3 separate regions of the Homo sapiens genome follow, and all the other regions are linked to region 3. Evidence: chromatin contacts called from ENCODE Hi-C or POLR2A ChIA-PET data. All regions are on one chromosome and are shown on one strand. Each heading gives the region's core, a stretch centred on a gene start or an enhancer-like site at or near the end of the contact. The rest is flanking DNA. Distances are from core to core; before and after follow the strand shown. Region 1 overlaps TGFBR3 (transforming growth factor beta receptor 3). Region 2 overlaps TGFBR3 (transforming growth factor beta receptor 3). Region 3 overlaps EVI5 (ecotropic viral integration site 5).

Evidence for each region. Hi-C counts contacts between places; a loop is a spot of excess contacts on that map. ChIA-PET counts read pairs that join two places held with the same protein, here RNA polymerase II (POLR2A). Pooled maps may share reads with other maps.
Region 1: a loop to region 3 is called in a pooled map, with 24 times the contacts of the local background. The contact joins two enhancer-like sites. A Hi-C loop is called at or near these places in 3 of 37 single-sample maps with no recorded cell type and 11 of 50 pooled maps. POLR2A ChIA-PET finds 5 or more read pairs at or near these places in 1 of 52 experiments (activated T-cell).
Region 2: a loop to region 3 is called in a map of CD8-positive, alpha-beta T cell, with 14 times the contacts of the local background. The contact joins two enhancer-like sites. A Hi-C loop is called at or near these places in 3 of 168 maps with a recorded cell type or tissue (CD4-positive, alpha-beta T cell, CD8-positive, alpha-beta T cell and naive thymus-derived CD4-positive, alpha-beta T cell) and 12 of 50 pooled maps.

What each region holds. Positions count from the first base shown.
Region 1 is chr1:91,753,419-91,757,910 of GRCh38, forward strand. All of the region lies in intron 4 of TGFBR3 (transforming growth factor beta receptor 3), which reads right to left. Among named protein-coding and RNA genes, the nearest start is that of TGFBR3, 130 kb to the right of the region's middle. RefSeq lists an enhancer at 1-18. Within about 2 kb of position 1,951, at least 11 of the 41 ENCODE cell types and tissues checked have a DNase peak (open chromatin) inside an H3K27ac peak, as active enhancers do.
Region 2 is chr1:91,801,686-91,806,461 of GRCh38, forward strand. All of the region lies in intron 2 of TGFBR3 (transforming growth factor beta receptor 3), which reads right to left. Among named protein-coding and RNA genes, the nearest start is that of TGFBR3, 82 kb to the right of the region's middle. RefSeq lists an enhancer at 2,081-2,350. Within about 2 kb of position 2,391, at least 16 of the 41 ENCODE cell types and tissues checked have a DNase peak (open chromatin) inside an H3K27ac peak, as active enhancers do; they include CD4-positive, alpha-beta T cell and CD8-positive, alpha-beta T cell, where a contact is called at or near this core.
Region 3 is chr1:92,536,901-92,541,736 of GRCh38, forward strand. All of the region lies in intron 19 of EVI5 (ecotropic viral integration site 5), which reads right to left. Among named protein-coding and RNA genes, the nearest start is that of GFI1, 52 kb to the left of the region's middle. Within about 2 kb of position 1,256, at least 5 of the 41 ENCODE cell types and tissues checked have a DNase peak (open chromatin) inside an H3K27ac peak, as active enhancers do; they include CD4-positive, alpha-beta T cell and CD8-positive, alpha-beta T cell, where a contact is called at or near this core.

The DNA of each region.
Region 1 (4,492 bases), core at 701-3,200, 780 kb before region 3:
GTGCTGCAGCAAGTTTTTACTAGTTTTATGAAATACAGTCCACATACCATAATATTCAGCCTTTTAAACTGTACAATTCAGTGTTTCTGTGTGTATTCACAAGGTGTGGTATATTCACCACTATGTAATTATAGAACATTTTTGTCACCTCCCAAAAGAAATCTCGTATCATTAGTAGTCATTCCCCATTTTCCCCTCCCATCAGCCCCTGGCAATTACTAATCTACTTTCTGTTTCTATAGATTTGCCCATTCTGGACATTTTATATAAATTGGAATCATACAACTTGTGACAATTAGCATCTGGCTTCTTTCACTTAGTATAATGTTTTCAAGACCCATCTATGTTGTGGTATGTATCAGAACTTCAATCCTTTTTATGGCTAATATTCCATTATATGGATATAGCACTGTTTTCATCCACTCATCTGTTGGTAGACATTTGGGTTGTTTCCACTTTTTGGTTACTGTGAATAATGATGCTTTGGACATTTGTGGACAAGTTCTTGGGGACATGTGTTTTGCTCAGTTTTCCACAGAACCATTTTACATTCCCACCAGCAATGTATGCGTGTTCCAATTTCCCTACAGCTTTCACAACCCTTGTTATCGCCTTTTTTATTAAAGCCATCCTAGTGTGAAGTGGCATCTCACTGTGGTTTTCATTAGCATGTCCCTAATGACTCATGATATTGAGCATCTTTTCATGTGTTTTTTGGCCATTTGTGTCTTTTCTCTAGAAACCGTGTATTTAAATTGTAGTATGTCCTTAAAGACAACTTCATACTGTGGCTCTCATTTTAGCAAATTCAGGTTGAAGGTTCAGGCATCATCACCCAGTTAAGTTATCTTACTTTTTTTTTCAGTGTAGAAATGAATGCATAAATAAAAACAGGCTTATGTGATCCTTCTAAGAGATTATTTGCAGTTTCAACATGGCACACTGAGAGGGTAAGATGATTTTTATTTCTGATTGTTCTCTGGGCCACCCATACACCCTGCAAAAGGAAAACTATAAGATTATTACAACTTCATCACGTGTGTGTGTGACTCACACTCAAAGATTCACTACTTGAAACTCAGCCTGAAAGCATCACTCTTCATCCCACTCATATTTCCTAGGTAACCAGAATAACCAGATAAAGGAGCTGCACCTGCAGAGAAAACCAAATCCCACTTTCTCCCTGCCTGACACGTTCCCTTCTTGCCTGTGCTGTGAGGGGGTGAGAAGGACTGAAATGATTTGACAGAAAAAGACAGATGCCTTTATTACTAGTATTAAAGTATGTTTTCAGTCACCCTCAAGGGTGGCTGCGATGTCCTGGGTAACATAAGGCCCTCCTAACTAATTATGAAAGTTTTCCTTTTTTAATTTGGGCAGTCATAACAACACAGACATGTCCATTTAAATAAAAAGGTCACCCTGATAAATGAGTAGATGCTATTACTTGAACTTTTCTCATTGCCCTATTTAAAAAAAAACAGTTAAAAGTTCTGTAACTCTACGTACACAGTAGACAGCTCTGAGACAGAAATGCAAACCATCCAGCAGCATATCAGGAAACAGGCAAGGATACATGCATCGTGGACTGAGAGTCAAGAGACCCATTCGCTTTCCACAGCTCCTTTAGGCTCCCTGGGTAACCTCGGAGAAGACAGTGATGAAAACGGTGAAGCCTGAATTTCCAGAGATCCCGTGGGCCCTCTGAAGTGTTTGATGAACACTTTATATAAAATAATTTAGTTATCTTATCCCCAAACTTTAACTCTTAACTATACAAATGGATAAAGAGAACACACTACTGGATTTCTATTGATCACCAGACCCTCTGTGGCAAAGGCTATCAAGGAGATGAGGAGAAACTAAAATTCATTTCAGGCCACAGAGAGGAAGGGAAAAGCCTGCCCAAGGAGAGTGGCCCAGCTTGTGCAAGGACTTGCATCACTCGTTGTCTGCTGATGTGAGAACGTGAATGAACAACAGATGTTCCATCGTCTCTTCCAGGCCAAGAAGAAATGTGCAGACGGGAAAAAAACCGTTTTCCCTAAAGGAAGCCTGCTGGACAACAAAGCAGAGTTCAGGTGTCCTGGAATTTAAATCCTTGACTTCTCCTGATGCTGCCTCCCACGTGTTGGTAATTTTAGGCTCATTACTTGATCTGCAATCTCCTTACATGGGATTGATCCAAATGGGGCTGACGTTCAATTGTTTACTAAAGCGGCCACCTTCTTTCATTGTTAGTGTCTAAACTGATGACCAAGAAGCAGTTTTTACAGATTTTAAGCAAAATTAAAGCAAATTAATAACTAAGAGTAAGACACTTTCCGTCAAAACCCATGAACTGGCAGACTGAAGAAAGAATCCAGGCAGCGATAAGTACAACTATGACATACGTAGCCCACACTTTCATCTGGACCTATAGCCCAGAGAAACAGAACCCCTTTTGATCTGGGGCCAGCCAAACTAGATATTTCATAAATACAGATGCAAATTCAACACCCGTCCCACATGCTCTTTACTGTGACTAGAAATAAATAAGAGCAGCAACAGCAGGTGATGTCTATAAACATTTTATATGTGATCTCACTTACTCAAGATAACAGCCCTATGATGCAGGGCCTGAGAAAAATCCGGCTTAGAGAAATTAATTTGCCCAAGGTCACTGCTTGGATCTAAACCAGGACATGCACTGCCTTTGCTCATAATGCCTCCATAACCTGCCCACTGTGGTAGCCACTAGCCTCACATAGCTACTAAGCACCTGAAATGTGGCTAAGCAGGACTGAAGAACTGTAATTTAAGTAGCCACGCACAGCTATTTCCTATAGTATTGGACAGTATAGCTCTACAGTATGAGGGCTAAATGTGCATATGACTTTATGATCAGAGCCATTAGTATTACTATCACAAGTAACTTTAATTAGAGGAGACTGACAGTGATTATGAGTACGAAGGCAGACAGTTTAGCATAACAGCTTGTAGAATGGGTCCCATCTAGGTTTGAGTACCAACTCTGCAAGTAACTAGCCATGTGATTTGGCCCACTACTTAACTTCTCTAAATCTTAGTTCTTCATCTATAAGAAAGGATCTACACTATGGTACTGTAGAAGGCTATCGTGAGAATTAAAGTATTAGAGCATTTAGTGACCTGAAATATCCTAAGTGCTAAATAAATGTGCTAGTAATAACAACTAAATAATTACTGATTTTTGATTTTTGGCCTTTTTAATATAGAATAAGAGTTGCAATTCCCAGAAAAGGCTACAATAAAGTTATTGTAATGCCCACCTTGTAAATGTACCTTTTGAGTTTAAATGTTTTCTTTTGAAATTAATTTAAATTTACAGCAAAGTTGCTAGTACAAAGGACTCTACTATACCCTTTTAACTAGATTCATCAGTTTTTAAAACCTTGCCACATTTGCTTTATTCTTCTCTATACAACATGTTTTTTTCCTGAATGATCTGACCTTTTAGCCCTTAATCTTAAAGAGTATTAAGTATGTTTCCTAAGGATATTCTCTTACATAAAAACAACATAATTATCAAATTCAAGGAATATAACATTGATATAATATTTTAATCTATAGGCTCAATTATAATTTATTTATATAAAATACAATCCACTGTCCCCCTAATGTCTTTTATAGCAGCTGCCCCACTCCCTACCCAACAGGATCCAGCTCAGGATCACATGTGTCTTGTCTTTTTGTCTCCTCTAATCTGGAATGGCTCCCCAGCCTTTCTCTGTCTTTCATGACTGATACTTTTGAAGATTATAGGCCAGTTATCTTATAGAATGTCGTTCAATTTGGTTTTGTCAGCGTTTCTTCATGATTAGATTCAGGTTATATGCATTTCTGGCAAAAATACCACAAAAGTGATGCTGTGTTCTCTCTCATTTATAGGCACACAGCGTCCATCTGCCCCACATTGCTGATATGAATTTTAATCACCTGGTTAAGGTATCATGGGATATCCCCAAGGTATATAGTCACTATTTTTTATGTGTAATTAATAAGTAATTTGTATGAAAGATATTTTAAGAATATCTAAATATACTACTTCCTGAACTCCCTCCATCTCTGCTAGATTTAGCATCTGTTGATAATTCTTGCCTGGTCAACTTTTATTATGATGGTTGCAAAATGATCATTTTCTAACTCCTTTGCTCCTTCTAGATTTTCTAGTTGGCATTTTACTATAAAGATGAGCTTTTCCTTTTCTCCCTTTTATTCATTTATGTACTTATTATAATAATTGTATTGACTATGGATTCTTACATTATTCAACAAGAACCTTTGAGTTTTTAGAAGTACTCTTCAAACACAGGGGAAAGAAACTACAGATCTGGATTGAGAGACATTAACTGGGCAAAGTTTATTCATGAGGCAAGAGGAAAACTATTAACTGGGGACTCCACTTGTTTTGGATGCTTGTGGGCAAGAGAGGTTTAAGGCCTCAGGCACCGCAGTTAGGACATTAGCCTGC
Region 2 (4,776 bases), core at 1,141-3,640, 730 kb before region 3:
ATGTTGAAACTTTTCATTAAAGAAAAGTTGGGAGAGGGAGGCAATGCTTATAAAAAAAATTAAGCCCAGAAATGCCTTAAGAAACCTTCCTCAAAAAGTGTGCCAGCATCACACTGCTGCTGAGAGAGCAAATTGGTATAATTTTTCAGTGGTATCCAAGGCCCCACAAAAGGTACACATCCTTTGACCCAGCAACTTCCCGCTAGGAATTTTATCCTGAAAAACATAACTGGATAAGTTTGCAAGGGGTACAGAATGTACAAGTGAAAAAAATTAAGACTTAAGGGAGGGGACAAAAAGTCCCTGTGAAAACACCCAGGCTAAAGGACGTAGGTTAAACTCTAAGTATGGGGTAGAGTAGTCCTCTCCTAAGAGAACAGACACAGTGTAGGAATCAGGGGAGAGGGTTTCCTTTGGGTAAAAAACAAGCCTCTCTGGCCAAGAAAGGAAAGAGGCAGTGTGATTGTATGAAGTTTTCCTTTGAATATCTTGGAGAGACGCTCTTCTGCCACCAGCTGTTCCATCGCCGCCTTCCAGGTAAAATGCCTGCCAGGCCTTCCTGGAGTGCACTATCCTTTTTCCATAGATTTTCTCAAACACATCCATGGGTTCAACTCTCATCTCTTTACAGAAATGACTCCAGGCCATCTCAGACTTACTTATTTCTCCTTTTTTTTCTTTTTCTTTTTTTTTTTGAGACAGTCTCGCTCTGTCGTCCAGGCGAGAGGGCAGTGACGCGCTCTCAGCTCACTGCAGCCTCCACTCCCCAGGTTCAAGCGATTCTCGTGCCTCAGCCTCCCAGGTAGCTAGGATTACAGGCGCCCGCCATCACACCCAGCTAATTTTTGTATTTTCAATAGAGATGGGGTTTCATCATATTGGCCAGGCTGGTCTCGAACTCCTGGCCTCATGTGATCCACCTGCGTTGGCCTCCTGAAGTGCTGGGATTACAGGCGTGAGCCACCATGCCTGGCCCATACTTCTTTTTCTAAGCTCCAGGCCTGAATATTCAACAGCTCCTTCACCATCTACTTTTGTCTCATGGACACCCAATCTCAACATGCAGAACTCAGGATCTTTACCCCTCGTGCCTGTTGTTCCTCCTTCATTCCCTCCCTAAGTAAATGGCACCAGCCTCTTCCTACGTACACCTGGCACCAACCTGGGGGAGGTGCCCCAACATCACCCCTTCCCTCTCCTCACCCAATGGATTCTCTCTCTGGCCACTCAACTCTGACCCCTCCTCTCCATCTCCATGGGCACCATCGTCTCTCGTTCCCTGATTACTGCAAGATGCTCTTAATTCTTATCTCCACCAAAATGTCTTCTATAGAGCAGCCAAACTGATCTGAAAAACCCAAGTCTGATCCTGCTTTTCTCTGCTTTAAAAGACTTATCACTCCATCTCTGCTGTCCAGATGAAGCCCCAAAACCTCAACGTGACTTACAAGGCCCTCCAAGATCTGGCCCTGCTTCCTGCCACGGCCCCGTCTCTCATTCCTCGGACACTTGCTCCCGTGTTTTGGCCATTCTGGTGAAGCACAGAAGTGCTCACTGTCTCCCTATAGCCATCATTCTCCTTTCTTCAAGTGCCAGCTGGACACACAGCCACCCAGAACGAAAGCTATGTTTCCCAATCCCGCTAGCAGCTGGCAGCTTCCTGTATGAAGGGAAGGAGGTCAGTTCTTCTGCCATTTCCTTCTGACTGCTGGTTGGAATGTGGATGTAACAGGCAGCACTAGAGCAAGCCTTTGGGGCCATGAGACAGAAGCAGCATGCTGAGGAGGGCACAGCAACTGAGAAGCCACCTGGGTACTTGATGAACATGGAGCCACGGGATCAGCTCTGAACTGCTTTTTTTTTTTTAATAGGAAACAAATGTAAACTCTTTTTTTTATATAAGCCAATGTTATTTTGGGTTTTCTGACATTTGTAGCTTAACCTACCCTAATTAATGTACTTGCCTTCTTTTATTTCATCAGAAGTGCCAACCTTTGTCCCAAAGGAGCCTCTGAATAGCAAGGTTTCCTCCAGGAACACATTCCCCACCGTTTCTGTTCCTTCCCACCACCATGGCCTGACAAACTCCTGCTCATTCTACTGATCTCTCAAGGAAGCTCCCCAAACCTCCCTCACTGTGTTAGATCTGTATTTTTTCATACTCTCATGGTACTCTCCGTTTCTCTCCACAGCACTTCCTGTGATGAGATGTACATAATTATTTGTGCAATTATTGGTTTCACATCTACATGCTCCCAAAGACTGCAAACACCACGAAAGAACAGAACCCAACCACTCTGTCTGCTGCTGCCTGCCTCACCCCAGCACAGTATCTGGCACAAAACAGACACTCAATTATCGCTGAGAAATGGGGAAGAACCATGGGGTGATGCATGCTGCATGGGCTTTGTGCCAATAAGGGACTGTCTGTCTCAGACTTCCTGCTTTCACTCTTTACCTGAGAGCCAAAGCCTCACTCTTATACTAAAAGGGGCAGAAAAAAAAAACACCAACCATGAAATGAAGGAGGTGGCATTTTTGGTTGCTAAGAATCAAGTCCCAGTTGGGGCTTCCCCACCTTCAACTGTCACAGAAAGCAGGAAACACAAATCTGTTTTTGTCTTCTCTTCCCGGACACTCTTCTGGCCAATCCCCTCTCTCCAGGTGGCAGGACAATCCTCTATCTCTCCGTTGGCACACCACAGCCCCAGCCTCATCCTGCCACTTCTGGGTCAGGCCCTAGCCTTCCTGTCCCTTTCCCTCTGCCACAGCCAGCTCATGAACCTGTCTCCCATCCTTCCCCCTTGGCCTCATAGTGGTTCCTTCCGCAATCTGTCTGCACAATGCCAGGGCCAGCTCCATTCAGGAAGGCTTCCACCTGGGAACAGCATGATCCACCCCACAGGCTCTAGCACAAGTGCCTGAGTTAACACAGTGGCTCAGATTCTCACTTGACCACCATGGGGCCCGAGTATAGCACCTCCCAGCCACGAAGGCTTGGAAACCAGGAAAACATGCTCCGAAACCCCATCTGACTCATCTGCTCACTTTTGTGGTGACCTGTGAGCTCTGGAGCTGCTACTGTAGGCCCTCACCGGCAGCCTCAAAAGGCTGGGAGTGTCTCCTGTGGCCACGGCTGAAAACCCACATCCCGTCTTCCCTACGCAATCTCTTCCCTGCAGTCAAGAGCCAAGTGAGTGACATGCTCTGATGATGCTCCTTATCAGCAGCACAGCAAAAGCTGTGTTACCACGTAAGGATCAACCAGGGCGTGGACGATGACGAAAGAACACACCTGAAAGCAACAATGCTCATAAGCACACACGCGTGCTCACTTCACACCATACTCTATCATGAAAAGGCATGTTGCAGATACTTCATCCAAAGCCTCACAGAAACTCTATAACCCACTATAAGTAAACTGTTGTGAGCCACACAGAGGTAGAATGTGTATTTCAGAAAAGTGCTTCCTGGCAGTAATGTCCATATGGATTCACCTCCAGAGACAATCCTCACTGGTGCCTCCCAATCTGGATATTTCAGTTCATTCTGGGCATCTGGTATGTGACGAGTACAAGATTCCTTAAGGGTAGCTCCCAAAGAAATCTAACTTTTCCTTGGACTCAAAGTGTGAGCTGAGTTTAATCCTCCCCTGCTGGCTTACTCGAGAAATCTGATCTCAAAATCTTGCCGGGTGTCGTGTCTTGTTTGAACTGAAGTCAGGCTCTGCTCTTCTGTTTGGTACACTCTCCTCGGCCACCAGCACAGAGGCACAGCCCCCTTCACCCACAAGATGCTACTTCTACTGACAAAAATATTTACTGACCTGAAGACAGCACAAATTCAAATAAACTCTGGTGAGAAACTCCCCAGGTGGCCCAGACCACGGCCACACTGCCAAGGCCACTGCCAAACCAGCCTCCTTCACAAAGCAGGCCCCCACCGCTCGGGTGCTCAGCAGCTGGGCCACCTGAGGCCACACTGTGAAGCACATGGTGGCTCCCTGGGCCGCTGCCTTGTGTGAGAAGCTGGGGGTTAACTCTTCATATGTATGGTTACCACACCACTAGGGGCCACACATCTTGTACATGTTTCTGATTCTCACAATACCACTGTGAAGACAGTGTTAATGCCCTCATTTTAGAGTGATGGGAAACTGGAGCTCATGAGAGGCTAAGAAACACATCAGCAGGAAGTGGCAATAGGGGATTTGAACCTGGGTCTCTGAGACTCCAGCTCCAGACTTTTCCCCTGGCAGAGCACCACCTGCCTCTGCCTTGTACTTTCCAGTTCCTCGCCTCAGGACTGGGTGAACAGATGCATAGGCCAAATGTAAACATTCATTCATATCTACTAAAATAAAATAAACTGCTCGGTTCACACGTATCACCTTTGGTTGACTTAAAAGACTTCATGAACTTAATGAAACTCGTTTCTCATTTTACCAAATGCCCTCCTCCATCCTTTTCACTAATGCTTGCTTATCTGGACACATGGGAAACGTTCCTAAGATCTCGCTATAACATCAATGTCTAAATTCCCAGTTCCACTTAAAGAAAAAAATCAAATGGACTCACCCTTTCATTATGTCCTTTAGCTGCAACACAGCATTCCAATCTCAGTTACAGAACCCCCACATCCCTGCTGGCGGTGGGCCAGCTCCAAAACTCGACAGAACGCAGACAAAGCATTTGGGAACAGATGCATTTGCTGCACAGACTTTAAATTTAATCAGTGCCAAAAGAAATTACTAATATCACACCTCATGCAACATGG
Region 3 (4,836 bases), core at 6-2,505:
CAATTTTAACATTGGGGTAATGGAATTAATAATACAATCTTATAATTATATAATGCTTTACAGTTAAAAGTGCTTTCATGCATATTATTTCAACTTAAAAAAAATTTCCCCTGTGTGTGACTGGAGGTTGCACTGTGCAGACAACTACCACTTTCTGAGATTCAAAAGAATAAGAGGAAGGGCTGCATTGGGTATTTTGAAAGACAATCAATCCACAACAAAGTGGAAAAAAGTCATCCACACACCAAAAAAAACCCCTAACCAAATGAACTTTGATCACTACTAGACAGGGTTTAAACCATTGAAGTGAATCATGTGACACCAAGTGAACTGCAAAACAGTTGCAGTAAGTTTCCAAGACTGAGTCATATCAGATTATAAAAGCTCCTATTCGTACATTTGAGTTTGTATAATTAATCTTTATAAAACAAAGAGCTATAGCTTTTTGAGCTAAATGTAGCATTTCTGTAAGTGATATGTAATATATACAATTTTAAATAACAATGTATTTTACTTTTCATGGAAAGATCTAATAATCACATAGTTTGTATTTCTAAGTTCTAGAGGCTTTACTTTTTTTTCCATCCTCAGAGTTTGGTCAGTAATTTTGTTGGATTCCTTATAGAATACCTTTAATAGTTTTCTGTTTTCAAAATCTAAAATAAATGTAATGGGAGATGATATGCAAAATTTATTCTCAATTATCAGCTTCTTTAAACACTGAATTGTAAACATGACAAAGGTTAGACTAGTAATAACCACACAAACAAAATGATTTCCAGAGAATCAGAACAGGAAATCAGTAAAAGTGATCGACTGGAGGTCATGATTTCTTCATTACTTTATTACACAGACAAGAGCCAAAATTCTAATCTACAGTACTTAAAAAAAAAAAACTAAAAAAAATTCAAGAATTTTATTGAAATAATACTAGGTACATAATGCTGAAAATGTTTTTGGTTTTAAGCTAAGTAAATCATAAAAAATATAAAATTTAGAATGAAAAAATTGTAGATTTCATGTAAAACTGTATATAATGCAATAGTTAAAGCTGACGTTTTTAGAAGGAAAAAACATGCACCCACATTAATAAGTAAAAAAGGTAGAAAGGAAAGGAAAGTTTGGAATAGAAGAAACTTACAACTGCACACTTTTTACCTGAGAAGAAGAGAGGGGGAGTCATTTACAGAGAATTCTTAGTCTTTCTACAGTGCATACTTAGATGTATTCAGTATTGTGGGCAAACAAAATGAAACTGCCACTGAATGTCTTCTTCCTGGCAGCTGACACATCTTGATAAAATTGAAACCATTAACATTATTTAGAAGGTACTCTAAGGTCAACGCTGATGAGGCTACGAATATGTGAGGTTCTATGTAAATTTATGACCAATTACAGGAAATAAATCACTTCACACTTGTTTCACTCTGAACTTTTAAAGCTACATCAAAGTACCATGTAGATTTCCTTTGATTTAACCTTCAGCAAAATGAAGCATTTAAAAATTCAAACCTTTAGCAAAACACCCTCATGAAAATGAAGTACTTCTTTTCTATTTGGATTGGATTCTGTTCAGAGGAAATTCTTGTTCTCTAAAGCTATATCATGTGTTTTTTCAGTCCATCAATCAATTAACCAAATATGCACCTAGTGTTTAGGTGACAAGTGTTGTGATGCTGGAAAGGCAAAGACAAATGACAAGGCTCCTGCCCTCAGTTAAAAATCTGAAGGGCAAGACAAAAAAACTAAACAGCTGATTCCAAGGTGGCACACTGTTAAGTAAACCCACAGGAGAAGCAATACACTGGCTAGAAGGGAGAATTCTTAGGGAAGGAGGAAGATGATGATGTTCGAGTTGGGTCTGTAAGGATGAGCAGAGGTGGAGGGAGGAGAAATCAGGCACAGGTGGCATGGGGAAAAGCCTAAGGCCAGAGAATGTATTATGTGTTAGGAAACTGCAAGTGGTTTGGTGTGGCTGGATATAGGTCTCAAAATGAGAGGTGAGAGATGAAACTTGAAAGAAAGCTGGGGCTAAACTATGAAGAATCTTATGCCATGTTAAAGAATTAGAACTTATCACGAAGGTTATGGGTGAGTCACTGAGGCAGTGGAGTAGTGTCATTAGATTTTATCTAATCCTTTATAATATCACACTGTGACTACATAAGTATTTTGTGGTATAGCTGGAACAATAAGAGCACTTATTTAGCCCTTACTATGTCCCAGGCTCTGTTTTAAGTGCTTTTCCAGCATTAATTTACTTAATTCCCCCAATATCTCCCACAAGATAATTGAGGGATGGAGGAAAACTTTTTTTTAGGTGTCAAATCACTCAAGAAATCTGAAAAAATCTTGAACCCGGCCGGGCGCAGTGGCTCACGCCTATAATCCCAACACTTTGGGAGGCCGAGGCGGGCGGATCACGAGGTCAGGAGATGGAGACCATCCTGGCTAACACTGGTGAAACCCCGTCTCTACTAAAAATATAAAAAATTAGCCGGGTGTAGTGGCGGGCGCCTGTAGTCCCAGCTACTTGGGAGGGTGAGGCTGGAGGATGGCGGGAACCCGGGAGGCGGAACTAGTAGTGAGACGAGATCATGCCACTGTGCTGCAGCCTGGGCGACAGAGCTAGACTCCATCTCAAAAAAAAAAAAAAAAAAAAAAAATCTTGAACCCATTCTCCCAAAGATCCGCCTATGTTTATACATAAAATATTTGTAAATACTTTAATAGACCCCATCCATGGGCCCCAGGTTAGGAAACTGTCCAGAAGAGAAAGACTATGAATTTTTAAAATGACCTTGAGATATAACTTGCCTTCCATACAATTTACCCATTTAGAGTGTACAATTTGATGGCTTTTAGTATATGCATAGAGTTGTGCAACCATCACCACAACCAATCCTAGAATATTTTTATCATGCCATAAATAAACCACACACCTCTTAGCTGTCATCCCTTAAAACCCCTCTCTTCCCCTCCAACCCCAAGGAACCACTAATCTACTTTCTTTCTCTATAAATTTATCTATTCTGGACATATAAATGAAATCATACAATATGTGGCCTTCTGTGACTGATTTTTGAAAAATTTATCATCCATGTTGTGGCATGTGTCAGCACTTGATTCCTTTTATTGCCTCATAATTGATCATATGGATATACCACATTTTATTTATCCAGTCATCAGATGATTGACATCTGAGTTGTTTCTACTCTCTAAATATTATTAATAATGCTGCTATGAACATTTATGCAGATGTCTTAGTGTAGACATGTTTTCATGTTACTTGGGTATATACCCAGGAGTGGAACTGCTAGGTCATATAGCAACTCTATGTTTACCATTTGAGGACCTGCTATATACTGTTTTCAAAGTGGCTGTACCATTTTACCTTTCTATCAGCTGTGTATGAGGGTTCCAATTTTTCTACATCCTTGCAACATTTTTATTATCTGTTTTATTATAGCCATCCTAGTAAGTGTGAAGTGGAATCTCACTGTCATTTTGGTTTGCATTCCCTTGATCACTGATGTTGGGCATATTTTCTCATGTCCACTGGCCATCTGGTATATCATTTTTGGAAAACAGTCTATTCAGATCCTTTATCCATTTTATAACTGGGTTATCTTTTTATAATTGAATTGTAAGAGTTCTTTATATATTCTAGATACAGGCCCCTTATCAGGTAAATGATTTGATTTTTTTCTTCCATTCTCTAGGTTGTCTTTTCACTTTCTTGATGGTGATCTTTGAAGCACAAAAGTTTTAAATTTTGATGATGTTCAGCTTATCTATTTTCTTCTCTGCTGCTTGTGCCTTTAATGTCATATCTAAGACAATGAATTTTTCCGTAAGTCTCATTTCCTTTTCCTATAAAAACAGAAGCTTGGCCAGGCACAGTGGCTCATGTCTGTAATCCCAGCACTTTGGGAGGCCGAGGCGGGAGGATCACCTGAGGTCAGGAGTTTGAGTACAGCCTGGCCAACATGGTGAAACCCCGCCTCTACTAAAAATACAAAAATTAGCCAGGCGTGGTGGCAGGCACCTGTAATCCAAGCTACTTGGGAGCCTGAGGCAGGAGAATTGCTTGGCCCCGGGAGGCGGAGGTTGCAGTGAGCTGAGATCGTGCCACTGCACTCCAGCCTGAGTGACAGAGAAAGACTCTGTCTCAAAAAAACAAAAAACAAATAAACAAAAAAGCAGAAGCTTAATCTATAAAGTCAACCACTCTCACTTTTAGTGTTCCATAGAAGAAAGCCTGAAAATCATTCTAGTCATATAGTTGTTTCAGTTTAAAAAATATAGTGAAGAAAAATATTTAAAAATCAGAAATAATGTATCTGATAAGGAACACATATTTAGAATATGTAAAGAACTCTTGCAACTCAATTATAAAAAGACAATCCAATTTAAAAATAGGCGAAGGATCTAAATAAGACATTTCTCTGAAGAAGCTATAAATGGCCAATAAGCATATGAAAACATGCTCAATATCATTAGCCACCAGGAATGTACATCAAAACCATAATGAGATACTACTTAATCGAAAAAATAAATAATAAATGTTAGTAAGAATGTGGATAAATCAAAACACTCATACACAGCTGGTGGGAATGTAAACTGGTACTGCTACTTTGGAAAACAGTAGGGCAGTTCCTCAAATAGTTAAACATACAGTTACCATATGACCCAGTAATTCCATTACTACGCATATACTCAGACCAATGAAAACATACGTTTATATGGAAACTTGTAAATGAATGCTCAAAATAATATTATTTATGATAGCCAAAAAGTGGGAATAAAGCAAATATCTATCAACTGATGAATGGA